Regions from separate parts of the Mus musculus genome. Here regions 1, 2, 3, 5, 6 and 7 are each linked to region 4. The links are chromatin loops, found by intact Hi-C in ENCODE. Cell type or tissue: heart. All regions are shown on one strand.

Region 1 (4,000 bases), 370 kb before region 4:
CCAGGATGAGACAGGACCTGGGACAAGGGAGGCATCTAAGAATCAATGGGGGTGACCTTAGCTCTGACTTACTGCATTGGAGATATGGAACCTGAAGAGGCCACCACCTATATCCATCCAGACAGGAACTCCAGTAAAGTGATAGAGACACCAGCCCACCCACAAAACTTTCAGCTCCAAATTTATCCTGTTTACAAGTAATATAGGCATGGGGGAATGAGCAGAGACTGAGGGAATGGCCAACCAATAACCAGCCCAACTTGAGACCCATCCCATGGGTAAACACCAATCCCTGACACTATTAATGATACTCTGTATGCTTGCAAACAGGAACAAGTTGCCAAGATGCTCCACCCAACAGCTGACTCAGACAGATGCAGATACCCACAGCCAAAGAGTCGATGGAGCTTGGGGACTCTTATGAAATAACAGGAGGAAGGATTGTGGGTCCTGAATGGGACAGGAACTCCACAGTAAGATCAACAGAGTCAACAAACCTGGACCCTTGGGGCTCTCAGAGTCTAAACCACTAACCAAAGAACATATGCTGAACCTAGGCCTTCCCATATATATGTATCAGCTATGCAGCTTGGTCATCATGTGGGTCCTGAACAACTGGAGTGAGGGCTATCCCAAAGGGTACATTGTTTGTCCGTAGGATATGTTCTTTTAGGCTTCAGGCCTTGTCTGGCCTCAGTGGGAGAAGAAGCACCTAGCCTTGCAGAGACTTGAAATGCCAGGGAAGGAGGGACACCCAGAGAAGGGGATGGGGTAAGGATTGTGGAAGGGAGTGCCCTCAGGAGGGGGGCAGTGAGCAGGATGTAAAGTTAATAAGTAAAAAAAATAAATTGATTAAAGAAAAAAATAAGCAAAGTTTCAATCGTCTTGACAGTCTGGGGCACTCTGAACATTTACAAAGTATCCGGCCTTTCCCCCAGGACCTCTCCCTATATAATCCAGGCATTTTGGTCTTCCTTCTCTTTCTTCTCCTCTCCTGTCTCTCTGCACGCACACTTTCTCGCTTTTTCTTCCCCGTCTCCTCTCTCTCCCTTCCCATGGTGACTTCCCTGGCCTCGGTCCTTGGGGCCAGCAAACTTATCCAAGAGCAGCTTCCCAATAAACCTGCATTTAATATAACCAAAACTGGCTTGAACTGGCTCATTTCACCGGCAGAGAAGTAACTCATCACCTGTTTCTAAACGTGAATGACCATTGAGGACCTATGAAGACTTGACGGACAACTAGTCTGTGTTAGTTAACTCTCTGAATTCACCCTCATCCCAGTTCCACATCCCTTTCTCTAACCGTCATCCCCTTTCCCTGACCTCCAAGAGACCCAGGAGTGGGAATACAGTCTGTAAATCAGCAAGTGGGCTGCAGAGGTGGCCGAGCAGGTACAGGTACTCACTGCCAAGCCAGACAACCTCAGTTCAGTCCTTGGAATTCACGTGGTGGGAGGAGAGAACTGACCCCCTCAAGTTGTCCTCTGACCTGCAAACACATGCCATGCCATGCATGCACCCCCAAATAAATAGATGTAATAAAATTATTAAAAATAAATGTTTAAGCCGGGCGTGGTGGCGCACGTCTTTAATCCCAGCACTGGGGAGGCAGAGGCAGGCGGATTTCTGAGTTCCAGGCCAGCCTGGTCTACAAAGTGAGTTCCAGGGACAGCCAGCAGAGCTATACAGAGAAACCCTGTCTCGAAAAACAAAAAACAAAACAACAACAACAAAAAATGTTTATATTGACTAAAAATGTCTGGAAACACTAAGGTAAGGAGGATAGGGAAAAAAAAAAAAGTAAGATGTAAAAATGGATTTTCTGAAACTCACCATCAGAGGGCACAACCGTACTGCAATATGCGGCTCCCACGCTCTGCCAGGAAGCCGGCCTCTGGTGTGCCTAAGAGACAAAAGCCAGGTAAACCATCAGGGCAAATTGATTCTAGGCACATGTGCTCCAAATAACGCTAGCATCTTCACCGGGAAGCAGAGAATGCAAATGAACCGAAACAATAAAAGGCATTCCCAGCAGCCTGTTAAACAACAGGGACACTATCAACTAACACATCTTCATACATAGAAGGGTGGTCTCATACTAAACAAAATGACAGTCACACCTGGGGGAAAATATATTACTGACTTTTAAAAGCAATCCTGGTTAAGCATTATCCGCTCTAACTTTCCCTGCCTCTCGCTGCCAGACCTTAGACTGGCATCTCTTTCATTAGTTATGAGAATGCGATGCACTGTGCAGCTTCAGTATTGGAGTGGGCTCTGGCTCTTGCTGTTTGCTTTTCTTATTAAAATCTTGGACAGGCAACCTCAGCGCCTGAGCCCAGAGCATTAGAACGAAGTCACGGTCACACACTTTTGCCGCATCTTCAAAGGGCAGTGCTGCGGCCAGGAGTCTAGACTGAAGTTCTCAGAAATGAGCTAGGTTTCAAGGAGAATACTGAACACATTTCTCACTAAGCCCTTTCTTTTTATCTTTCCCAGTCCCAAAAGTATGACAGAAGAAAGGCAGGAAGGCACTAAAGAAAACCCATGCCAAGACAATCGAGACCATTTAGGAATCCAGGACAATGCACAAGGAAACTCAGTTGTAACACAGGATGCAGGAATCTCATTACCTCCCACCTCCTTCCTCCTGAAGACATCTGGGAACGTAAGAAAGACTGACTGTGCTGTTTGGAATGGGAATGGTCTGACAGGCACTTACGTCTGTTTGAATATGTTGTCCCTAGTTGGTGGAACTGCTTGAGAAGGATTAGGAGGTGTGGCCTTGTTGGAGGAAGTGTGTCACTGGGGCTGGGCTTTGAGATTTCAAAAGCCCAAGCCAGGCCCAGTGTCTCTCGCTGTCTGCTGCTTCTGTATAAGATTAAAGCTCTAACTATTGCTCTGGCATCACGTTATGCCTGCCTGTGTGCCACCATGCTTCCTGCCATGATGATTCTGGACTGACCTTCTGAGTTCTGAAAGCAAGACCTATTTAAACACTTTCTTTTATAAGTTGCCTTGGTCACACAGTGTCTCTTCAGAGTGAGAGAAAAGTACCCAGGACACTAATATTTAGAACTAATATTTAGAATATTTTAATTGGTTTTTCTTTCGGGTTTAAAATTTTGATTCATTGGACTTAATTTCAGTCACATTTAAGAAAGACAAACAGCCAGTCTCTCTTCCACGGCAGCATGGCTGGCTTCATCTCACCTCAGACAGCATCCTCCTCCTTTTCCAAATACTTATATGAATTTCAGTCTGTTTCTGAACAAAGCTTTGCTCTATCCAGTGATCTGTCTGCTCGCAACCAGATAACCACGATGATGGTTCCACATTCTGGGTTTATGGTAAATTTTAGTATCTGGTTTGGTTAGTTGTCAGGAGAACTGAATTGGTAGTATATATACTGCACTTAGAACAGTGCCTGGTCTACAGTGAGTGTTCACCTGTAAGTGCCAAGCATTTTGTTTTGAGACCATGCTAATTCCATGGGTTGACATAGGGGAAACTACCATCTGTATTATGTCAAGCCTTTGCATCCAGGAGTCTTTGTGGTTTGAGACAGGGTCTCACTATGTAGCCCTGCCGACCTGGAACTCACTGTGTAGACCAGGCTATCTTCAAACTCACAGAGATCTACTTGCCTCTGGAAATCTAGGTGTATGCAACTATACCTGATGTAGCCTAGAATCCCATGTCTCTCCTTCCGAATCTTTATCTGTATCCTAGAGAAGCATTTTACAGAGTTCTCCTCACAGAGTTTGCATCTGTTCCCATGACTACTGTCTGCATTGTAGTGTAGTAACCAATGCTGAATGCATCACCCTGAGGTTTTTTCCTTGTGTGCATCCGCAATGTCTCTACTGGCCTGTTATTTACTATCATTTCTGAGGTGCTCTGCTTTCTCTGTGAACTAATCTGGGAATTGTTCATTAGGAAAGTCTAGTCTCCTTATATTTATTTATAGGAATATAAAACATATATTTAGTCTTTTC
Region 2 (4,000 bases), 490 kb before region 4:
AACTCTCACAGGGGAGCTTAGCAAGAGTGCAACACACTCTACACAGAAATGAATGACAGTTTCTAAGCACAATGTATGATGGCCTCAAAAATATGTAAATTAAATTTTGCCAACACAAACAGAAGCTGAGTTCTTAAAAATGGGACTTCTGAGAAGTGTTAGAAAGGTGTGCATAAATAAAGAAGGGCCATTCTGAGGTAAGAAAATGTCCTATATCCTGGTGGCAGTACTGAGGTAGGGACATCTGTCAAGAGCAATTTATAGTGCATTCAGAATGTGTGCATTTTTGTGTAAATTGTCAGCAAGGTTTGATGAGAGTGTGTGTGTGTGAGAGAGAACAACTAGGCAGTTTAAAACAAATTAAAAATAAAATAAAAATATCAGAAACAGCCAGGCATGCTTTTAATTCCAACACTGGAGGTAGAGGCAGGTGGATCTCTTGAGTTCGAGGCCAGCCTGGTCTACAGATCGAGTTCAGAGTGCCAGTGCTACATAGTAAGACCTTGCCTTAGAAAAGAAAAAAATCCAACAAATGAAAATATCAGAAACAAGTATTGCTTGTCCTGTGACTGTAATGATGGTTAAAATATTAAGTATTTTAAACATTTGCTAATAGAATCCATATTAGACATGTTATTGTTATGAAAAAGGGTCTGGTATTTGTGTCAAAGAAGACAAAACAGAAGTCCTACAAGTGAATTAGAATCTCAAGATGACCAAGGCCGGCCTTGAACTTGCTTTATGGTGAAGGTGGACCTTGAACTCCTGATCCTGGCTGTATCTCCCGAGTGCTGAGATTATATTTCTGAACCCCTGCCCAGTGGGAATGGGAGCTCCCTGCTCAAACCAGCCGAACCTGCTCAAACCAGCCGAACCTGCCATACGTTCCTGGCGAGTATCACGTTAGACTGTGAAGCCAATTTTGAAATATTCTACTTAAGACCAGAACTAAGGTTAGGACGCACGTCAGCACTCCTTCCTGGGAATGGTTCTGAGGCTTGGTTTGACTTTTCCCAGGCACTGGGGATTAAATCCAGGACCTCAAACATGGTAAACATACCCGGCCACATTCCAGTCCTCAGGATGGTTATGGAGGAGAGCACAAATATATAAAGAGCAATACAGGAACAGTTCCGAGGGCTTCTCCTGCCCTCTCCAATTCCTTTCCAAATAGGTCGTAGGAACTGGCCTAGATTTCACCGCATAGACACCCCTAGGGGCAATGACTTGTACAAAGCTTTTGATCTTTTGGGAAGCCTCGTGGTGGTGGCATCTCAGTCTTCCAGAGCTTTTGTAGTCAGCTTGTGACATAGTCCTTAGGATCATAAATGCCTAGTGACAGTAATGGCTGGCTGGACATTTTACTTGCCATACAGTACCCAAGCTCAACATGGCCATAGGTTTTGTGACCTTATCAGGGATATTTTTGTTCTTGTTTGTTGTTTCATTTTATGTTCTGGGGCAGGTTCTTATGGATTCTAGATGCCTGTGAACTTGTGTTGTGGAGGATGGTTCGTGATCCTCTGGCCACTGCCTCCTACTGTTGCGGTTACAGATGTTTGCTATTCTGCCTGCTTCTGTGGTGCTGATGACTAGTGCATGCCGGGCAAGCACTCTTAACGGGTAAACTACACCCCCCCCCCAGTCCAAGACAGAATCATTTAAAAAACAGTTTTGAGTTTAAAAAAATTTTTTTCGTTTAATTATGCCTGTGTCCTGTGTATTTTTAAGGGGTGGAGGTGAGGTTTGTGCCTGTGAGTGCAGTGCCTAAGGTAGCCAGAAGAGGGCATCAGATCCCCCGGAGCTGGAGTTACAGATGATTGAGAGCTTCCCAGTGTAGGTGCTAGGAACTGAATTCTGGTCCTCTTGAAGAGTAACAAGTGCTCTTAACTGCTGATCCATCTCCCTGGCTCCCTAATGACTTTCAATGAATTATTATTATTACTATTATTATTATTATTAGCCTGAAATGTTACAAGAAGTTAGCACCCTTGGCCAAGAAAAATGAGAATAACTAAAGGGAAATTACTTTCTCTTTGTGTTTCATGTGACTGGACATATATAGAAAAAAATTGAGCTATGTGCCATATAAAAGTAACTGTGAGGGCTGGGGAGACAGCTGCATCACACACATCAACTCAGACACATCTGTAGCTCTGAGCTGAGGAGACAAGGACAAGACAATCCCCTGAGATTGCTGGCCAGACAGTCGTCCCCTATTGGTCCTGTCCAGATCCGGTGGCTGACTCTGTCTCAAAAGCTAAGATGGGGAGACAGAGGGAGACACCTGACTTTGACCTCTGACCTTCTGACCTTTACATACACACACACACTCAGTGCACATATACCGTACACACAAGAACCATAGTCCCAAAGTGATTACACCATCAGACTTAAAAAGTGTTAAGAAAGCTGACCTAAAAACCTGCTAGGTTGTTCAGAGCAGAGAGAACTCCTAGCTTTGGAGGGCATAGTGGTGCTGAGCAGGGTTGAGGATGCTGAGAGGCTGAGATGCTCGCTGGCTGCTAAGAAATGGACGAGGTTCAGAATGTCGACAGGCAATGGGAGCCAAAAAGTAAAGGGGCCGTCAGGGCAAGGTGGGAAGTTAGTGTGGTAAAAGAGGAGAAGAAAATGGGGAAAAGTGAAGAAACCCACTACGGACCCGGACTCGGGAAGGATGGAAGCGTACCCAATAGGGAGGGCGTTTGCCTGCATATGTGAATGTGCAAATTTCAGAGTAGAGGCAGTCAGACAGGGACACAGGGATGCTCTGGTGGCAGGGCCCTGTAGCTGGAGAGATGTGAAAGGTCAGTTCTCCAAGGGTTAACAAAGCAACCCCCTCCAGTGGGGTGACTGATAATTTGAGGAGAGTCACCACAGGGTTTACCCTTCCGGGATGGGGGTGGAGCTCTTGATAATTAACTTTAAATACAAATACCAGATACTCTTTTTCACCACTATCACTGCCCACTGCCTGCCAAGGGTTGTGTGCACTATCTCAGGCTTTTTAACTAGAGCCAGGAAGTGGCTCTTCTCAGTTTCCTCACTTAAGCCCTCGGCAAACATGGGCCAGGGCCTAGCTTTCCTTCAGATGCTCTGCCTTGTAGACTGACAGTCTATCCAAAGACACGGATGTCCTGCAGGGCCTCCACTGAGTCTGTCCTGGAGGCTCCCCTACTCTGCAGGGAGAGGGAGAGCCTTATTAGAGACCAGGCAATGGATACTGAGCTTGGTTCCCAGGATTCACTGAATACAGGGATGGTCTGAAAGAAAAAAGGAGAAACTTTAAAAGGTGAGGTGGGGTTCTCAGTTTCAGTTTCTCAGCAGCAGGGTGGGGATGAGGATGTGGGTGTGCCAGTAGGTTCTGAGAGGGATGGGGGCAGGGAGAAACCCAAACAACAACAGTGAGCTACAGCTACACTACAGGACTTGGCAGGAGCCTTGGTTACACTCGGATCTCTTGCCCAGGGCAAGATCTGCACACTATCTCCCCTGTGCCTTTGTCAGAGGCTGCTCCAGGGTAACTGATAGCCAGGCTACTTCCAAATGCTCAGCACCAGCAGACCAGGAGCCAACACCCTGCAGTGTAAGGAACAGGCCTGGGAACGGAGGCACTGCTCTACTGGGTGGTGTTCACAACTCAGAATCTGACCTCAAGTTACTCAGCATGTTTGGATGCCTCACTGTGCTTTCCCACTCACATTGGCGGCAATATCTACCTTACCCAGTCCCGAGGAATACACCCATAGACACCGACCCCTGTAGAGTACACTGCACTTCCTCCACCTTTCATGACTTCCTGCTAGGACCTGTGTATGCCATCGCTCTGTCAAGGTTTGACCTACAGTGAGCCCTCTAGGTTTCCATGGCCATTTTGCCTTGTCTTCCATTTCCATGGTCTCCCAGCAGGCTCACTGAGCTATAATCGGGGCTCTATAGTCCAGTGTCCTGAATACACAAATATAACACATGTACTTGTGTGTAGCACACTTGGCTCTGG
Region 3 (4,000 bases), 700 kb before region 4:
CTGAGTTACTGATAAGGCAAAAGGAGCAAGAGCTCAATGCATACAAACAGCTTTGACTGTGATGGCCATCTGTGCTCTGGAACTCTTGTGTTACATAAAATTGGAGCTGGAAAGAAAAAAATCCTTTAAATGGAACAATAAAAAAATTGGAAGCAAAAATTATCAAAAGCATTACTTTCACAAAGCTTTTATACAAAGAGCAAATAGACAGCACATACAGGATATTTAGCTATGGGAGTTTGAAAAAGAAAAACAATTATCAAGCCACATTGTCTTGAGGATGAGTCCTGCGCTCTTAAAGATCTTTGTGCTTGGGCTGGGGGTGAGATGTTGCTCAGCTGGCAAAGCACGAATAAAGCTCTGGGTTAGACCCTTTAGCATAATAAATGTATGGACTCTAGCTGCCCTAGAATACATGATTCCATGTCAAAAAAAAAAAAAAAAAGGCGTGGGCTACAACTCAGCAGTAAGAATGCTGTCTGCCCTACAGGACGCTGGAGGCCCAATCCCAAGTACGAGCATACAAGGGGAGAAAGGAGAAAAATGTCCAGTTTGTCTAACAGCGTAAACAATAGCAAGGCTCTCAAGGAGAGCCCGATGACAACTGTGATGGGGAGATATATATGGGAAAGTGGGGGAATCTTATCTTGTTATACTAGACTACACTGAAGAAACAAACTGAAAAGCTCATCTTTTTAATCCAAAGCACAGTAAAACTAGTAATAAATTCTATTTATAATTTGCATCTTGAAATCCAAAACTTCAATCAAAATACATCTATTATACATTCATTCTTTCACCAAATAATTACACAAGATGTAGGCACTGAGTTCCCTGAAGCAGGAGCTTGTTCTGTGAGGACCACAGCAGAGCTCAGCCTCCTATGACACAAGGCCTCCCAACAGAACAAGGCATGGCAGGCTTCGTGAAGTAAAAACAGTAAAGTGGACAAGGGATATTTTAAAATAGGAGGAATAAAACAAAGGGCACAAACACTGAATGAAATTATCAAATAAGAAAGTAAACTTACTTTCAAAAGCTTGTGGCTTTAACACATATCTCAAAGCTATGAGCTGGAGATCATCTGCTACTCACCCCCTGACCCTACTGTGGCCCTCTCATTCTACCTTCCTCTCATTCCTCACATCCATCATTCTCTCACCAGCTCTGACTTCAAAGCACAGGAGATCCAGCTGATACCTGATTCCCGTGTTAAAATAACAAATTCTCACAAAATCAATGATTAGTAGAAATACGTTTAAATGAGCCCAAGAATTAAAGTTTCATCAATAAGGTACTTAACTCTGATTCTCCATCAGTATGCAGTTTCCATGGAGACATAAATATAAAATAACTCATGGTGCTACTGAGCAGTAACGGCAGGACTGTGAAGTAACGGTAGCGACTCCACCCACCTGCCCCACCTAACCCTTATGTGCTGTGAGGCTTGCTATTCGTGTGCTTCTCTTGATTCTGGTAAATACTGAAGCCCTAAGACACGGCAGGTGCTACTCTAGCTGCTGCGAGGACAGTGGTGACCAGGGCGGAGTCTTGGTAGTGTTGGTAGCAGGAGCAGACAGTGCGGAAGCAAGTAAAGAAGAGCAAGCAGGGCAAGGAGACAGATGGTGAGGGGCAGGGACCGGGACAGGGTAGCAGGACTCTTACTTCTTTCGGTCTTTGTCCTTCCTAATGCTGCTACCTGACGCCAAAAATGACTGGTTCGGGAACAGCTCACAGGTAGCTTTCTTCTTAGCAAAAGCAACCGATTCTTCCTCCAACATTCTTCTCTTTTCTTCAAGTTTCATTCTCTCTTCCTGATGAATTCTTTTGAGGTGCTCAAATTTGGCCTGAAGCTGTGAAGCAAACAAACAGTTCCCATAACTGACACTATGTGGCAGCACTCACACGGGAGTCATTTCCATCTCAGCCAAACAACACTCTCACCCCCACCCAACTCATTTATGCTACTGGCCATGCTTCCTGGAAAAGCCTGGAACTGCCTTGGAAACTTTCATTTTAAAGTTAATCACTTTATGTGATTGAGCCAATACATAAAGGCCATAGACTCAGGAACAAAACTTTTGACTGTCTACTAAATATTTTTATATTCTTGCCTCTTTTTTTTTCTATAAAACCTATTTAATAAAGATTCTCAAATTCACACTCATTAAAAATAAGGGACACAAAAGTACAGAAGAAAATTACCAAGAATATCAACCAAAAAATTAAAAAGCAACCCTATTTTCCAAATAAAGATTGCACATAGAAAAAAAAAAAAGAAAAAGAAGAAGAAGAAGAAAAGAAAGGTTTGAAAGTCATACTAATAAAGTACTGGATAGCAAGCATCAGTTTATATCAAGAACCTTGTGATGGTTTCAATGAGAAGAGCCCTCATAAGCTCACACCTGGTCCCAGTTGACCTGACCCAGAATCCCCAAAACAAGATCTAAAGATAGGAGGGTCATGAGACAGGGCCCCAAAATTAAGGCAGTAAACAACAACAGGTGGTAATGGTTAACTCCAGCTTGGTCAACTCGGGGGACCAAGAGCAGAGCTGGATCCTAGAGAAGGAGCCCCTGAGGAGGCCTCGAGGGTTGTTCCTCTATGAGGGGGACTGCATGGGATGTAGAAGGTACTGCCTGCGCAGGTCACAGGGCACCTTATCCTGGGTGCTGCCCGCCTCACTGATTCATTTCCCTTCCCTTTATTTATGGGAATCAGAAGTATCTTTTTCAGACACTCCATGGGATGCATCCAGAAAATTAGAGTAAGTATGCCCTAGATACTCTGAAATACTAGGGGACAGAGAAACCTGGCCTCTGAACAGCATCTTAAATTTTAACAGCTAGATCCACTCTACAGATGAAAAGAAAACGGAAGCCGGGCGTGGTGGCGCATGCCTTTAATCCCAGCACTCGGGAGGCAGAGGCAGGCGGATTTCTGAGTTCGAGGCCAGCCTGGTCTACAAAGTGAGTTCCAGGACAGCCAGGGCTATACAGAGAAACCCTGTCTCGAAAACCCAAAAAAAAAAAAAAAAGAAAGAAAGAAAAGAAAAGAAAAGAAAACTAAAAAAAAAGTTCCTTATGACCAGGCTCTCTTCCCCTAATGGACAACCTCAACTTGTAAAAAGGCTATAAACTGGGTACCATTTCTGAGGGTTTGCTCCTGTACCCAGTCCGTTTTAACATTTCCATGCTTGACATCAATTCAAAATCCCATGAAGAGTAAATATATGCACAACCTGGCCTCATTATAACATAGAAACCATTAGACAGTTTCAAGTCTGAAAATGTCAGAAGGTAGCTCTTCAAAACCAACTTGACAGATGAGCTACCACTGTCTGCTACATTGTGTATTGGAGTAGGTATTGACCAGAGATAAAAATAGTTGATTGTTCCTTTTAGCCAGAAATAAAGAAAAGCTACCAGAGAAGAAATGCTTGGTTTGGACTTAAAATTGTCTAATGGCTTCAATGTTATAATGAGGCCAGGCTGTATGTATATTTATTTCCCATGGGATTTTTGAATCGAGTCTTTACAAGACCCCAGTGGCAGCAGGTGCCCAGGATTTACAACAGACAAAACTATACTTTTGTGGACCTTAGATCACATTATTCCACCAATATAATCTGGTAAATGTTTTCCTTTCATTCTTTATGACATTAATGAACATAAAAAGGAACTAATAAACAGAAAAACACAAAAGGGATGTAAGTGATAAAGGTTTGTGAAAGATAAAGCGTAAAGATGGAATATGTATAATGATTAAAGGATTTGAAAATTCCTAGGATAAAATCAAAACTGATATAAAAGTTCTACTTTAGTCAAAGGGATGCTCTTGGGACATTGATGGACTCTTGGTAACATAAAAACTGACTTAAAGAAAAAATTATGTTTAATCGATATATATATATATATTATATACATATAATATATATGTTTAATCAATATATATTCTGTTATATTTGTTTAAAATCCACTTTTGTCTAAATTTTGTCTGT
Region 4 (4,000 bases):
GCTCTGCCCAAATAGTATTCCCACCTCCTGCACCTTAGCACCCTGCAAGCCCTGGAGTGGCCCTTCATGCTGCTGATGCATCGGGAGTGGTGCCCACCTCCCCATCTTTCTGGGAGTAACCTCTGGGCTCAGCCGGCTTCCCTCTCCACCCTGCCCTGACCCCATCAGTGTTCTGCTAGGCTCTGAGTCTGCAGTCGGATGGAAGGTCCTAAAACAGGACTGAGGCTTCAAAGTAGAGACCTTAGTTAACTCCCTTAGCAAGTGCCCTGTGGGTCAGTGCAGGAGCCCTCCCAACCCCGGCCAGCCCGGGAGGGAGGCAGCTCTGCTCTGCTCTGACATCTGTCTCTCGCTGTGGATTTATAGTAGCAAGAACACTCCCTGCCATTTTCCTCCTGCTGTTTTTAAGCTGCAAGTTTGGAAATGAGCTGGCAGGCGAAAGGAAGTGTGATGAATGATAATGCAGATGACCCTGGCACCCTGAGCTGGCAGGAAGCCTGGCCAGAGGAGGGTCTGTGTTAGCCACCAGGGGCTCCAGGAAGGCACTGTGCCCCCAGCAGAATCCAGATTCCAAGTGGCTGCTTTAAGCAGCTCTCCAGAACTTCCCAGCTCTGTGGTTTCCTCCCAGGCTCCCTGCGATGCCTCCTCTGGGACTCTGCTTCACTAGAGCAATGGCTGAGCCCCTGTCCCTGTGTCTCATCCCCTCTCTATGGACCTGTGGAGCCCAGACCCAGCTCAGAGCCTAGCTGCCCTCTGTCTAAGACACTCGTAAAATATCACTTTAATTATAGCACTTTGCAGGAAATACCCGCAAGAGCTCTGTGTCCTTTCTTTCTTTTAGGCCGTTCCTCTGGGCCCTTGTTTTTTGTCATCAGCCAGAGACTGATGCTCTCTCGTCACAAGCAACTTGAGGCAGGTACAAAAGACACATGTTTGCACATTAGGGTAGCATTGTGCCATCTCCTTTGAAGTGTTGCTTCCGAGGAACTGTCACACACAGTCCCTGACACAGACCTATGAGCATCCGGTATGTTGGATGTGCATTGAGAACCATAGCAACAGTGTTGTCTGATGGACTCGGCTCCACCGCTCAGTGGTGCTGAGCCCGGTCCCCATCTGTTCGTTCATCTGTGAAATGATAGATTGAGCTGGATGGGCCCGAAGTTCCCTCCTATGAGCCCCTGCTTCAGCTCTCCAGAACCTCCAGGGTCTGCCTCAGCGTGGGACTCCACCCTGACTCAGAACACAGCCAGGGGTGATTGGGCAGCAAGAGAGCTGGGGCCTCTGCCCACACCTGCACAGGAAAGCAGAGGTGGGCACTTCCTCTATGCCTCCCTTCCACGAGGCCGGCTTCGCTCTCCGCTGAGACGTGCCCCGTCTTCACCACTCTGCCTGGAGTCTTAAGTGCGGGCTTTGCTGTGCTGGGTGCTCTAAGCCTGAGGCATCGGTGCAGTGTAAGTGTGTCTTAAATATGACCCAGTAATCCCCGCTCACCCTCTCCCCCGTTTCCCTTCTCCAGAAAGCCATCCACGGGCTGGGTGGGACATTTACTTCCCCCCACAAGAACTCTTCAGGGGAGCGGCTGGGCTTCCTTAACCCGAGGTTCACTGTTATCCTAGGAGACCAGAAGAGGAATCTTAGAAACTGTTGCTAAGGGCAACTTAAGAATGCTCCATGATTTAAAAAAAAAAAAAAAAAAAAAAAAATTTTTTTCAATTGCTTCTAGTGCCCCACCTTGTTTCTGCTATGGCTGAAGCACATACTCTAGGGAAAGGAGGAAAGGGGAGAGGTGGACAATGGCTGCTGCCACACAGTTAAGAAGAAACTTCACGGGCCAAGGAGGCTAGTGCTAGCTCCAGGGTGCAAGCCTCGAGCAGACCAAACCCACAGGGGTCATGAGAAGTCAGGCAGGAGCAGAGACTGGCTCAGCTGTGGACTTCCAGTGCCACCTGCTGGCAGAACTGCTCAGTGCAGGAGTCCAGCTTGCCAGCAGGGCTGGGTGGCCCAAAGGCATAGCAGAAGAAACTGAGAGGATCCAACTGCAGGTGAAAGAGAGGGAAATGGTGCATTGCTCTCTGACTTAGAAAATGAATTTAATGAGTAAATGTATGTTCTTCGAGCTATTCGATGTCACCTTCACTAATCAGCAACTGTAGACGAGGCACTGAGCAAGGTCTTTGAGGAGCATGCGCATAAAGAGGAAAACAGGAAGGTGCAACAGCTGCTACCGTGAAGCAGCTTTCCATCCGATACCTATGTGTAAGCCCACACACGCTGCCGGAAGAAGAAGTGGGATTGGGGTTGGTTTGTCGTTTTGAATAGGCCTGTGAGTTGAGTAGAAGGGTCCAAAGATTGAGGAGCAGGAGGACCAAGGGAATGCAGATTCAAAGGCCAGGTCCATCCTGGAAACTGGAGTCCAGGGTTCCTAACGTGGTTTAGGGACTGATTCTGCGTTACAACAGGGAGCCAAGTGTGGCAAGCGTTGTAGCTGGCAGCACATCTGTAATTCCAAAACTAACAGGGAGCGGGGGTCGGGGTGGGGGAGGGGTGGGTTGGGGTGCAACTTTGGGCAAAAGATCACTTTGAGTTCAAAGCCAACCCAGACTAGATGGTGAAACACCGTCTCAAAGGAAAGAGTGGGAATGAAGATAACAACCATACAAAGTAACTCAGAAACCATCCATCTGGTGGACATTTGGGATTGGGAGTGTAGCACAGTGTAAGAGTTTGTGTCAGCGTGCCTGAGACCCTGGGTTCCACCACCAGCATACTTGAGTGCTCAGAACTGAGTATACTACTGGGTGTGCTTTATACAGAGGCAGCGGCAAGCTCACTGACAGCTGGACCTCAGTATGCGTGCTGTCCTGGGTTTGGTCCCTAGCACCATTTAAAAAAAAAAAAAAACCCTAAGGAAAAATTATAAATCTCCATTATTAGGTCTGGCATGGTTGCAAAAGCCTTTTATCCCGTCACTCGAGAGGCAGAAGCAGGCAGATTTCTATGAGTTGAAGGTTGGCCTGGTCTGCACAGTGAGTTTCAGAACAGCTGGGGCTATTTAAAGAGACTCTGTCTCAAATAAATAAATAGATGAATGAGTGAATGAATGAGTAAATAAATGGATGGATGGATGGATAAATACTTCCATTCTTGCAGAAGACAGGCTGACAGTATGCTATGCACCTGCCACAACAGACTAAGTGGGGGGAGTCACAGGACTGGGGGAATGTCTCAGTGGGTAACATGCTTGCCACACAGGCCTGACAACCTGAGTTTTGGTTTGGATCCTGAAAACTCAGTAGAATACAAGACTCTAGTTCCAGATGAGCCTCTCCTGGAGGGTGGGAGGTGGAGACAGAAGAACCCTGCAACAGTTCCCTTGGCATGTGCAAGCAATGAACAGGAGAGAGCCAGTCTCAAGGTGGCAGGTGAGGTTTGACACCCAAAATTTTCCTTTGACCTCCACATACATGTAATGGAGTATGTGCACCTGAACACAAGACACATAGAGAACACACATGTAAATAAACTTGGGGTTACAGGCATGTACCACCATGCTCAGTTTTATACAGTGCTGGGGACTGAACCCATGACTTCATGCATGCTAGACAGGACAAGCACCCAACCAATTGAGCTACATCCTGGTATTAGGAACTTTAAAATGCATAAAATTACCAATAATCAACAGCTTAAAAAAATAGCGCTGTAGGTAAAGGTGGGAGAGGGGTGTTGGCTGGGCAGTGGTGACACAAGCCTTTAATCCCAATACTTGAAAGGCAGAGGCGGGCAGATCTCTGAATTAGAGGCCATCCTGGTCTACAGAGTGAGTTCCAGGATAGCCAAGGCTACATGAAGAAACCCTATCTCAAAAAAAAACAAAATAATAATAATAATAACAATAAATAGTACTGTAAGCAACTCTGTGCCAATAACTGTGAAATTACTATTTTCTCGAACATATCTTACCAGACAGACATAAAATTCAAGTAGCCAAACCACAATATAT
Region 5 (4,000 bases), 560 kb before region 4:
CAGGCCTAGTCCAGCATCATTTTATTAAAATTAAAAGGGGGAGATGTGGGAAGCCACATACGCCGTTACAAGATGGCGTTGGCTACCGCTAGCCACCACCCCTAAGTTCGGGTAAACAACCAATGTGCACATGTGCAGTAGAGTTTTTACCGAGTCATTGCCTGGCCCGAGGCATGTAAATGAGGTACTGAAAGCATAACCAATCGAAAGCAGCACTGGTTTTCGGGCTCGGGGGTCTTTCGCCTTCACAATCAAGCTCTCCCAATAAACGTGTGCAGAAGAATCCTGTTGTGGCATCCTTCTTGCTTGCGAGTCGGGCGTCTACAGTGGCTCATATGTGAATACACATGCCCCTGCTTCTGCACCATTGTGCCTGGCATGCTCTACATGCAAACATGCAGCATGCCATACCACCATGGAATGCCCTGTTGTCTGAGTAGTACAAGGCTAGTTTGTGAACATGCATGCTCATATGAATGAGGCATGGCACTGCTTCAGGGCTCACACATGATCTTGTGTGCCAATGCATCTGCTGCATGGGGTCTTAGGGTTTCTATTGCTGCGACAAAACACCATGATCAAAAAGCAAGTTGGGGAAGAGGTTTATTCGGCTTACACTTCTGTATCACTGTCCATCATTGGAAGAAGTCAAGACAAGAACTCAAGCAGGGCTGGAACCTGGAAATAGGATCTGATGCAGAGGCCATGGAGGGGTGCTGCTTACTGGCTTGCTCAGCCTGCTTTCTTATAGAACCAGGACCACTAGCCCAAAGATGGCACCACCCACAATTGACTGAGCCATTAATCACTAATTAAGAAAATGTCTGTCTTAGTTAGGGTTTTACTGCTGTGAAGAGACACCATGACCAAGGCAAGTCAACATTTAAAGAACAACATTTAACTGGTTTGGAGGATCATCATTAAGGCAGAAGAATGGCAGCATCTAGGTAGCATGGTGCAGGAGGAGCTGAGAGTTCTACAACTTTATCTGAAGGCTACTAGAAGATTGACTTCCAGGAAACTAGGATGAGGGTCTTAAAACCCACACCCACAGTGACACACCTACACCAACAAGGACACACCTACTACAATAAATCCACACCTCCAAATAGTGCCACTCCCTGGGCCAAGCATATTCAAGCCATAACCTTGGCCTACAGGTTGCTCTTAGGGAAATATTTTCTTTTTTTTTTAAGATTTATTTATTATTATATGTAAGTACATTGTAGCTGTCTACACCAGAAGAGGGAGTCAGATCTCGTTATGGATGGTTGTGAGCCACCATGTGGTTGCTGGGATTTGAACTCTGGACCTCCGGAAGAGCAGTCGGGTGTTCTTACCCACTGAGCCATCTCACCAGCCCAGGAGATATTTTCTTAACTGAGATTTCCTTGACACTTTAGCTTGTGTCAGGTTGACACAAAACCACCCAGTACACATAATGTTGTGACATGGCTCTTGTGTGAATTGTGTGCCTGTGTTAGCTAGTTTTATGTCAACTTGATACAGGCTACAGTCATCTGAAGGAAGGATCCTCAATAGAGAAAATGCCTCTGTAAGATTAGACTGTAGGCAAGCCTGTAGGGATAGCCCAGCCTGTTGTGTTTTGTGCCACCCTTGGTCTGGTGGTCCAGGGTGCTATAATAAAGCAGACTGAGAAAGCCTTGAGGAACAAGACAGTAAACAGCACTCCTCCATGGCCTCTGTATCAGCTTATGCCTATAAGTTGCTGCCCTGTTTGAATTCCTGCAACAACTGCTTTTGATGATGAAGTGTTAGATAGAAGTGTGAGTGAAGACATTTGGCCATGCCACCATGGCACAACAGGCACCACAAGAGGGCACTGTGGAATGGCAGTCTCCACTCTGTTACAGCACATCGCTGTGTTTGGGCTTTTGTTTTTGTTTGTTTGTTTGTTTGTTTGTTTTCAAGGCAGGGTTTCTCTGTGTAGCTCTGGCCGTCCTGGAACTCACTCTGCAGACCAGGCTGGCCTCAAACTCAGAGATCCACCTGCCATTGCCTCCAGAGTGCTGGGATAAAAGGTGTGTGCTACCACTGAATTGTCAAGTCAGTGAATTCCAGCCTAGTCTTTTGGTAGTTAAAGAAAAACAGTCGGGCTGGAGAGATGGCTCAGCAGTTAAGAGCACTGACTGCTCTTCCAGAGGTCTTCAGTTCAATTCCCAGTAACCACATGGTGACTCACAACCATCTGTAATGGGATCTGATGCCCTTTCCTGGTATGTCTGAAGAGAGTGACAGTATACTCATATACATAACATAAATAAATACATATAAAAAATAAAAAATAAAATAAAATAAAGACAATTGTGTATTTAAAGATACAACCATTCATTGAGCCAACAGATACTTGTTGAAGCCTATCACATGCCAAGCATCATGTTAGAGCTGGAGATCCATTGGTGGATAACTGTTTCTGCCATGAAAGGCTACAGCGTTTGTGCATGTTTGTGTTGCGTATGCAGACAAGTAAAGGGGGTGAGCATTAAGTATGGGAGATCACAGCTTACTTAATCAGTCTTTGATACATTTCAAGAAGGGACATCAGGGAGAAAGGCATAGAAGGCCAGGGGTGTAGCTTAGTTGGTAGAATGTTTACTTAGCGTGCAGGAGAGGAGGCTTTTGGGGTCTATCCCTAGAAGTGCATAAATTAGACATGGTGGCCCACACCTCTAATCTCAGCACTGTGAAGGAAGTGGCTGGAAGATCAGAAGTTCAAGGTCATCTACAGAAACTGCAAGGCAGTCTAAGTTACCTGAGACCCTGCTTCAAACAAAAACATAAACACTGCCACACACTGGAAAATTGGAAGCTTATTCTCTAAGCCTTAAGCAGACTGCTGAATATTGTTTTATGTTATGTAGAACAAGGAGTAGCCCTTAGCAGACGGGAGGAGGAAGTGGTTTACTTGAGGGCCAGACAACTTTAGGCCTTTGGCAAAGAGCCCTGTCCATTTGACAATGACAATGTAAAACGTGGAGGCTCCTATGTTTCTCTTCTAAAGCAAACTGCAGGAACAAATTTGGTGGTAAACACCTGTGACCCTATCTCTTTTGAGGCAGAGGAAGGACTGGGAGAGCTTGAAGGCAGCCTGAATATGAATCAAGGCCTTGCTCATCTTATCCCTCCCCCATATTCCCACTTAACAGCAGACTGCAATGTTATACACTCCCAACACTATCTCTCCAAACAGGAAGTAATGCTAAACAGATACCAAGATTAAAGTGATACTCAGCTGGAAGTCAGGACCACAATGAGCATTTAACATATTCCAAGGTCAAAATGTGAATTGCGGGATCTTATTAGGACAAGGCACACTATTGCAACCATTGGAGGAAGGAAGGCAATTCAGCAAAGGAGAGGTTAATGAAGGGATTCCTCTACATGCTCAGTGGCCAACCAGGCATCCAGCCCACTGAATCTCAGTCCCAGAGCCTCCTTCCTCTCTGAAACTCCGTTTCACTTCACTGGATAGAGAACTGAGATTTCTGGCATTCTTGCCGGGTGAGTTTGAACTCTTGATAAGTTCATTTGGGTGGAAGAATGTGTGGAGCTGCCAAGCTCTACAAATCTTTCAGACAGCCAAGTCAGAGTCTGTTTCTGAACAGGATCATTCTTCTCAAATGTAACTGGGTTTCACCAAAATGTTAAATGCCAAGCATTTTGTACACTCCACAGCATAGCAGTTAGATCTCCACCTGCTAATTACAACACTTGGATACCTAATACCCATGATTTCGTATGTTCAAAAGATGCTAGCTGCATTGCCACCGAACCTGATGGAAGAGGAGAAATGAGACCTGTGAGGTTAGCACAGTAGTTATACACCACATACCATACATACCTATGACATAACCACTGCCATGTTTATAACACTGATCCAAGTCCTAGCACAGTGTATGTGCTCAAATACTTGCTGAATCTATAAGTCATTAAGATAGATTTCATCATGTTAACGACTACTTTGTAGAAGGCAATTATG
Region 6 (4,000 bases), 410 kb before region 4:
CACACCACACAGACACAGACACACACGTATACCACACACACACACACACACAAACACACCAGAGAAGGGCAGCCAAACACTCTAAGGAAGAAAGGCCTTCTGGTAACTGTTGAAAACCTCTGCAATCTCAAGACTATGGGGAACAAATGAGGATTTAGTCACCCAAATTAAAGGGACTGCAGGAGTTTGAAAGAGGGGCTTCTGTGGAAAGGAAGCGTGTCTTTAAAACGCATCCCCCGGAATGACCTCACGAGTACCCTGCCCAGCCCTCCTCGGCTCTCCCACAGTGCAGTTTGCTTTTGGCTTTAGCGTCCATCCAGTTGACTTGGAAAGACTTTGGATCAGTCATTGTAGAGAGAATAGAAGAGGAAAACAACAAGAAAACAGAAAAAAAAAAGGGTCTGAAGAACTGACTATGAAAAAAGGAAAAAAAAAATAGCTCTAAAAATTCCAGTGTGTTTGTGTCAACAGCACAGCTGGGGCTCACCATTTTCATCACGGTGAGGGCACACAGTGTACAGGTGCCTGAGAGGCTGAGGTTGGAGTGTCACCTGGAGTCACAGGCCAGCCTAAGGCGGGCATCCAGACCTGTCTCTTCAACCACAAACAGCAAAGCCAGCCGGGGGGCAGCTCTGCCAACAGAGCACTTGCCCAGCAAGCCTGGGGTTCTCACCTCAACCCTCAGCATCTCCTAAACCTTCGGTGGAGTCAATCCTAAAGGAAGGTGGAGGCAGGAGGACCAGGAGTTTGATTCATTCCCAACTGCTATACAGTGAGTTCAAGGATAGCCTGGGTCACAGAGGCCACTGCCTTAAAACAAACAAACAAACAAACAAACAAACAGAAATATATCCTTCTAACAGGAAGCCAACCCCCTTAAAAAACCAAAAAACAACCTTTTAGCTAAATAAAGTTTTAATTAACCACCTTTATACTGGAAACGGTCGCCGTCTCCTTCCCTCCGCCTGCCCGATTGCAGGACCACGGTTATCAACGATAACAATGCTATTGAAGACAGGGCTGGGCTCGTTTAATTCTCATAGGACTTACCTGAGCAATTGCATCCTTGAGCTGATTGTATTTCTCTAGGTCGAAACGTGACTTTTTGGCTCCTTTATGGAAAAATAATAAGTATTGTCTGTCTCTGGCTTCTGGATAAACATATTCCTACAACACAAAGGAGAAATTAGCCATTAGTCCTCAATAGTAGTATTCTAAAGACATTTATTAACTGCTGGTTGATAATTCACTGTTGGTTAGACTCAATACAATAAGCATTCATAGACAGACCCACATGCTGTGTTACATATTTAGTTATTTCTTAAATGTTGTTTGCCTTTGTGTTTCCCTGGGCTCAAGCTATCCTCTTCCCTCATCCCCGCAGGCAGCCGGGACTACGAACACTTGCCCTGTTCCAGGCTTTGGTTGCTCTTTCTCGGCCAGAGTCTATTCATTTCCAGTGCTTCGTGGTATTGTACTGTAGCCCACCAGAGTGTTATTGTCTCCTCTACCACGACTGAAGCTGGGATGATTGCAGGTATGTGCTAGCATGCCTGGACTCACCAGATCTTCTTCTTTCAAGGAATTTGCTGTCTTACAAAGATTCTTCAGGCTGAGAATGAATGTAGTGTGTCATTGTAATGATCCTGAAGTGTTTAGATGTTGCTTAACAGTCATTTAGCTCATGGTGCTAATTAGAGATGCTAGTTAGGTAAGCCAATATTTAGCCTAAGGAATTATGTACATTTAACCGGCTGATGTTTCTGGTCAGAGGTGTGACCAAACTGGTTACTACTGCTATGTCATAACTTGTCACTTGGGGGCAGTAACAATACTCTGGAAGTCCAGTGGAGCAGGGACACAGGACAGACACAGCATTAAAGCTACGAGTACAAGATAATGAAGAGCTGCCACTGTGTTCCAGACTAACACCGCAGTCATGCAGAGCCCCAGTGAGCGTGTACAAAGCAGAGCTCTCTGGGGCAGTGCCACCCCCTCAGCCCCTCCCACCAGCCCAAGCAAGTCTCTGTGTACATCAGGATGACCTTGAACTTGCAATACTCCCCGGCCTCTGTTACCTATGCGCAAGAATACTTCTTTTCTCTTCTTTCCTTTCCCTTCCCTCTCCCCCTTCCCCTTCCCTTCCCTTTCCTTTTCTTTTTTAAAGATTTATTTATTTATTATATGTAAGTACACTGTAGCTGTCTTCAGACACACCAGAAGAGGGCATCCCATCTCATTACAGATGGCTGTGAGCCACCGTGTGGTTGCTGGGAATTGAACTCAAGACCTTTGGAAGAGCAGTCAGTGCTCTTAACCGCTGAGCCATCTCTGCAGCCCCCGCCGCTGGTATTTCTACTGTTATTCTAGATCCAGGTGACTTCGTTTTCAGAAATAACTACTCACAAATGAACTCAACAGAGGGAAACGGGATATAAACATTTATCAGGAAGGGAAGCTTGGGGGCAGGACACACTCGGGTTCAGTTCCTGGGCCTACGGTTTTCAACATGTAATTCTTTTCCTAACAAGCCTTACTTCTTCATCTGTAGAATGGGTATGTAGTTACAGAATTGAGACTAACTAAATGAGTGGCTATATATTCATGCTTTTTGATATAAAATATATGATTCACCTCGGAAAAAGGTGCACAGACATTTTTGCAGATGTGAGAGGGCTTAATCTTTTCATAATCAAAGAAATGCAAAATCCATAGGGAAATGCCATTTTAAAAATTTTGCTGACTGACTGGAAAGAATACATCAAAGAGTTTCTGAATTTAAGATGTAACTGGAAAGGTTCTAGTGTGTGCCCAAGGGTGTGGCTGCCTTTTATTTTCATTTGTTCACTTCATTCAGTCCTTGAGATATAAGGAACCACACATGTTATAGAACAAGGGAGTGAGATGTGGATGACACCAGGCTATGCAGGTGTGGTGGAGCACATGAGTAACCATGGCACACTGAAGGCCCAGGCAGATGCCAGGCCACACTGAGTTACAAAGTGTGAACCTGTTCCCCAAAGCAAGCAAACCACAGCTTTACACACACACACACACACACACACACACACACACACACACAGACACACACACACACACAGACACACACACGTAAAAGATATTATAGTCTCCTTTGAAGGAAAAGACACTGAACTAATAATTGTGATAACGCACAGTGCAAGAACAATAGAATAATACACTGCAGTGTTTCACGGGAAACGGGAGACAAGGAGCTGTAGGAAACTGGTTAGACGTTTCTGAAAGGTGGAAATTCAAGTAAGCCTTGAAATAGAATGGAAAGGAACAAGGAGAGCATTCCATACTGAAGACTGGCATGGGGAGGGGAGGGCAGAGGAGGGCAGAGGAGGGAAGAGGAGGGGAGGGGAGAGGAGGGGCCCCTGGGGACTAGAACACAGTGCAAACACAGGTGAGCTGAGAGTCATTTAAGAATGGACAGCATCAGTTGTGAAAGCCCTGGCTGAGGAGGAGGAAGAGGGAAACTGAGGCAGGCTGCTGGGCGGATGGCATGCTTGCCAGCTCTGCTCCCTCAGTGACTGCTGTGAGTCACAGGATCACAGCAGACCCGGGTAAGCATTCAGAGGACTGGACAGTCCACTTTCTGCCTTCCCTGCTAGGTATGTATGGGAGGCTGGGAAAGGTTCATTACAACCCCCACACAACCCTAGAGGCACAGTCACTGATCTAACGGCAGGAGGGACATGCCCAGTTCAAAAGCAGCCGCAGGAAGCAGCTCTTAGTCTGCTTTAGACAGAAAAGGGAACCTGGGGAGTCTTGTGTGTCTCAGCTGCTTCAAATGTTTGTTATTCAAGGCTATGCTGCTTAGATCCAGTATGAGAGACATAGAGACAAGTGCTACAAGGGCGCGGGTCTCAGGTACAACACAGCTCAGCAGTGGAGCATGGGGCTCAGGCACAGCTCAGCGGTGGAGGTGGGGCTCAGATACAGCTCAGCGGTGGAGGTGGGGCTCAGGTTTAGCTCA
Region 7 (4,000 bases), 51 kb before region 4:
GGCCTTTGTGGACACTGCACTCACCTGTACATACCCACACATGGACACATACACCTAATTAAAAATGAACAGATTTGTAAAAATGGGGCAGGGGCATCATCCATTCAAAACAAATAGATCAGCCAAGGTGTGTGCTCTGAAACCCAGAGAATGAATTATGTTACAAGTTTAACCAGTTGTGTTTCAAGTAAGGTACGGTTTTAGGGTCGGAAGACATTTCAGACTACACAAATTAATATTTAGCTCCCCTCAAATGTGTTAAATCAGACAGCCTGAACTGGCCAACTGTTGTAGAGTAGCAGAACTCTGCCTCTCCCCGCTGCCCTTTAGTGGAGCCCAAGGAGCTAGTGTGGCACGCACATTCCTTGAATACCACCATTTCTCTGTCTCCTCAACTGATCTTGTTCGCGGCTTAGTTCTGTGAAATTGTCCCTGTAGAAAGCTTCCGCCCAGCGGTTTTCCGTAATGTCGCCACCTCCTGGGTACAGACAAGCAGCCTGACTTAGCTCCCTGAGGGGAGGTCCCACGCTCAATGCCTCTTTATCTGTCAGGAGCACAGAGACTTGTATCAGGTCACAGCCTCTGTTACCGCTTGGTAAATCTTTGCAATTTTTGTCGTGGCTGTAATCAAGCCAGTGATTTACATCCGTGTAAACTAATTTAGACCCGCCACCCACCCCCACCCCACCGCTGAACGTGTAAGCTGTGTCTCAGTAAGTGTGGAGGGCCTAGCTGTTCGCCTCTTCAGAGAGTACCATGAAGCACGAATGAGCGAGTAAATAGGGAGAATTTATCATCATTGCCCCGCAACCCATTAATTTGGGCCCCACTTGGAGTTAATGCAGGGCTTACAGTTTCCCCTTACAGCCCTAGTTTCCATACCAAAGCCTAGTTTTTAGAAAATGAGTTTCCGATTCAGCCTTTAATCCCAAGCATAGTTCATGCTGTCTCCTACGCGCAAGGACTCCCTGTGGGCGTGGGAAAGAGGTGATTGTTACTGTCCTTTCTCAATCAGCTTCTCTATGTCGCCTTTTCTAATTTACCCTTTGGTAATTTCATAGATGCATATAAGGTGTTTGCGTCATAGTCACCCCCACCTTCTTCATCCTCCATCCTCCCACTCACCCCGTCCCCCAGTCCCTCTGGACCGCTTCTTCCCAGCACACCCCTCTTATGGTCCTGCCTTTTATTTCTTTAGACTCACTGAGCTTCACCAGGGTAGCCCATGTGAACATGTGCATGGGTAATTTACTGAAGCACAGGCAACTTACCAGGGACCGCTGACAAAAAGTGACTCACCCTGCGCCAGCAGCTGGCCGGCATCAGCTGCCCGAAGCTCGTCAGCCAAGGGCTGGGCCGCATGAGTCCCTTCCCCATTATATGTTGTCTTCATAGAAGGTGATGTAGTTCTCTGTCATTGTAGCTGAAGGGAGGCTGGAGAGATGGCTCAGTGGTTTAAAACGCAGGCTGTTCTTCTAGAGGACCCATATCAGGTGGCCCACACCACCTGCAACTCTGGCTCCAGGGGACCAGGTGCCCTCTTCTGACCTCCATGGGCACATATATACTCACATACACATCATACGTTCACACAGATATACATAAGCAAAAATAAGGATAAGATCGTGTTTTTAAATGTATCTCAAGGTAACAGAAGCAAGTCTGATGGCAGACCTGTTGCTAATACTGGTGTGCATAGTTAATGTCCACTGAGCTCTTTGTGTGTGCCAGGCTGATTACTATCACACTTCAGCAAAATACAAAGCACAAACATTGGATGGATGCACCATCAACTTATCACAGAGAAAGAAAGAAAACGCTGTTGAGTTTGCCACAAGAGAAGTACTTTCACCATGTCCGTATCTTTCCCCATCAGTGAAGATCAAGCTTACAATACTCCTCTAGTCTTAGACTTCTGGTACGTGGAGTTCTTATGCAGACAAAAAGGGAAATGCAAGTAAATGAACTAATAAACTAGTCTGAACCGCCCCTCCTTGGAGAGCCAGCACCTCTGGCTGTTTCGTTCTGAATCGGCCTATCAGCCTCCCCACATCTGTTGTCCTTTGCACTGTCACAGCATTGGTGATACAGCAGTTTGAAAAGAAAATTCCACAGTTATCTGGAATTTTCTCCTAAACTATTGGCACCCATTCTGCAAACTCTGACTTGTTTCTGCAGGCAGAGACAGCAAGGGTACAGTTGCTCTCTAGTCAGTAACAATCTTAGGCAGTCTGCTGATTTCAGAGACACTAGACTGTGCAACTGGGCAATGGCCCCACAGTTAAGAAATAGCCTTATCTTTCCAGCTCCCAAGTCAGGCAGCCCACAACCACCAGGATCAGCTCTGAGGGATCTGACGCCCTCTGCTGGGCTGTGGAAGCACTCACATTACCAACATAGTTTGATGATGATGACAGTGGTGCTGAAGATGTGGCATGTCTGCCGCTGTAATTGGCAGCAAGAACCTGGGAGAATAGGGCCTAAAAATGAGGTGAACTAAGGACTCGTGCAAAAGCCAACTTTATTCAGAGCATCCGACAGTTTTTACTCTGAGTGTTAAGAATCATGTGGATGGGCGGGTGAGATGGCTCAGTGGGTAAGAGCACCCGACTGCTCTTCCGAATGTCCGAAGTTCAAATCCCAGCAACCACATGGTGGCTCACAACCACCCGTAATGAGATCTGATGCCCTCTTCTGGTGCGTCTGAAGACAGCTACAGTGTACTTACATATAATAAATAAATAAATAAATCTTTAAAAAAAAAAAAGAATCATGTGGATGAAGTGTACAGTCACAAGGACAAACCTCTTGTGTTTTTCCACAAAGGCGTAGAATAACTACACTTAGGAGAAGCATGAAACACATGCCAAAAACAGTTATGTGTTTCAAAGAAGCCAAGGTCACAAGACTCTTGTCTTCTTAGGGTTTTCTAAAAAGCACTCAGAATTCTCATTCAACTCCATCCTTGAACTGTATCCCAACAGTTAAATGTGTGTCCTGCAGAGCACCTGAGTTCAGGTCCCAGCACCCATATCAGGTGACTTACAACCTAACTCCAACTCCAGGGTATCAAGTGCCTTCTACTCCGCCTTCTACTACACGCTCGCTTGCGCGCACATGCGCGCGCGCGCGCACACACACACACACACACAAGCACAAATCTCAAAACAATAGTAATTCTTAAAATGTAAAAGATTATCTCAAGGGGGCTGTGGACCCAGCTCAGAGATACAATGCTTGTCTCATGAGCCATAAGGTCCTGAGTTCAGTTCCCAGCAATATATTTTAAAAAAAAAAAAAAAAGAAAGAAAGAAAAGAAAGGATTCACACCATCCTGGGCTACCTAGTGAGATCCAATCTCAAAAAGTTAATTAAGTAAATTAATTAAAAGTAAATTAAAATCTGAGAAAAGATCAATAGAGATAATTTTACATGTATTATCTAGCTTAACTTTGGCAGTAACCTCAAGAGAAAGATACTGTCATTTTACCCACATTATAAATAAAGTAACCAAGGCTTGAAAGGGTTAAACAGCTTGCCTGGAGGTACACATTTGGTATTTGTCCAAGGGAGGAAAAAAAAAACAGAGTCTCTCTGACTGCCAAGGCAATTTTCTTGCTGCCATGTTATATTGGATTCCCTTCTATAACACACCAGCAATACCTTTGAAGTGGATGCAAGGGATAGCCTGATCCTTCCATAGCCAGAAGAGACTATGGGGCTGCATAAAAGTGTTTTCCAGGGGCTGCCAGATTCAGAGACTGGATGCAAGGACCCCCAGGAGTCTGGACCCTGAGACTCAGATTTCTAACTTAGAGGACAGGGTCTTTCTGTGTTTTGATCCAGCTATTCTCACTTCCCTATGGGGCACAGTGCTATGCTAACGCTTTACTTAGCATCTCTCCTTGCGTGGATTCTATAAAACTTGATGACATGGTAGCTTTCTAATAGCAAGTGGCAGAAGGCACAGAACTTTGCTGATGAGTTCTTTTGGTTCTCA

The links. Peaks named below come from ENCODE experiments on the same cell type or tissue, not always from the same donor. Only the 100,000 strongest peaks of a DNase experiment are listed, where the experiment ranks them.
Region 1: a loop joins it to region 4, with 10 times the contacts of the local background. A loop is called at or near these places in 15 of 42 quality-filtered maps.
Region 2: a loop joins it to region 4, with 2.8 times the contacts of the local background. A loop is called at or near these places in 12 of 42 quality-filtered maps.
Region 3: it touches region 4 in a loop (6-fold over the local background); 12 of 42 quality-filtered maps call a loop at or near these places.
Region 5: a loop joins it to region 4, with 4 times the contacts of the local background. A loop is called at or near these places in 15 of 42 quality-filtered maps.
Region 6: it touches region 4 in a loop (4-fold over the local background); 10 of 42 quality-filtered maps call a loop at or near these places.
Region 7: it touches region 4 in a loop (2.1-fold over the local background); 6 of 42 quality-filtered maps call a loop at or near these places.

What each region holds. Positions count from the first base shown.
Region 1 is chr10:59,489,252-59,493,251 of GRCm38, forward strand. Mcu (mitochondrial calcium uniporter) reads right to left here. Exons shown (of 8, transcript NM_001033259.4): 2 at 1,836-1,905. Among named protein-coding and RNA genes, the nearest start is that of Oit3, 49 kb to the left of the region's middle. In heart, a CTCF peak has its summit at 1,855 (motif pointing right); a DNase peak (open chromatin) is centred at 370.
Region 2 is chr10:59,377,146-59,381,145 of GRCm38, forward strand. No RefSeq gene overlaps it. Among named protein-coding and RNA genes, the nearest start is that of Pla2g12b, 25 kb to the right of the region's middle. In heart, a CTCF peak has its summit at 1,786 (motif pointing right); no DNase peak of the experiment used is centred here; H3K27ac peaks cover 337 bases.
Region 3 is chr10:59,164,839-59,168,838 of GRCm38, forward strand. It overlaps Septin10 (septin 10), which reads right to left. Exons shown (of 10, transcript NM_001024911.3): 9 at 1,666-1,853; 10 at 1-106. The coding sequence ends at 91. Among named protein-coding and RNA genes, the nearest start is that of Gm23223, 29 kb to the right of the region's middle. In heart, a CTCF peak has its summit at 1,880; no DNase peak of the experiment used is centred here.
Region 4 is chr10:59,863,322-59,867,321 of GRCm38, forward strand. It overlaps Micu1 (mitochondrial calcium uptake 1), which reads left to right. Exons shown (of 12, transcript NM_144822.3): 12 at 1-813. The coding sequence ends at 15. Among named protein-coding and RNA genes, the nearest start is that of Dnajb12, 14 kb to the right of the region's middle. In heart, a CTCF peak has its summit at 1,965 (motif pointing left); a DNase peak (open chromatin) is centred at 1,950; H3K27ac peaks cover 740 bases.
Region 5 is chr10:59,307,387-59,311,386 of GRCm38, forward strand. No RefSeq gene overlaps it. Among named protein-coding and RNA genes, the nearest start is that of P4ha1, 14 kb to the right of the region's middle. In heart, a CTCF peak has its summit at 1,829 (motif pointing right); a DNase peak (open chromatin) is centred at 3,495.
Region 6 is chr10:59,450,156-59,454,155 of GRCm38, forward strand. It overlaps Mcu (mitochondrial calcium uniporter), which reads right to left. Exons shown (of 8, transcript NM_001033259.4): 7 at 1,051-1,167. Among named protein-coding and RNA genes, the nearest start is that of Oit3, 10 kb to the left of the region's middle. In heart, a CTCF peak has its summit at 1,817 (motif pointing right); no DNase peak of the experiment used is centred here; H3K27ac peaks cover 189 bases.
Region 7 is chr10:59,812,667-59,816,666 of GRCm38, forward strand. All of the region lies in intron 8 of Micu1 (mitochondrial calcium uptake 1), which reads left to right. Among named protein-coding and RNA genes, the nearest start is that of Gm23803, 3.1 kb to the right of the region's middle. In heart, CTCF peaks have their summits at 489 (motif pointing left) and 2,372 (motif pointing left); DNase peaks (open chromatin) are centred at 1,295 and 2,305; H3K4me3 peaks cover 289 bases; H3K27ac peaks cover 1,275 bases.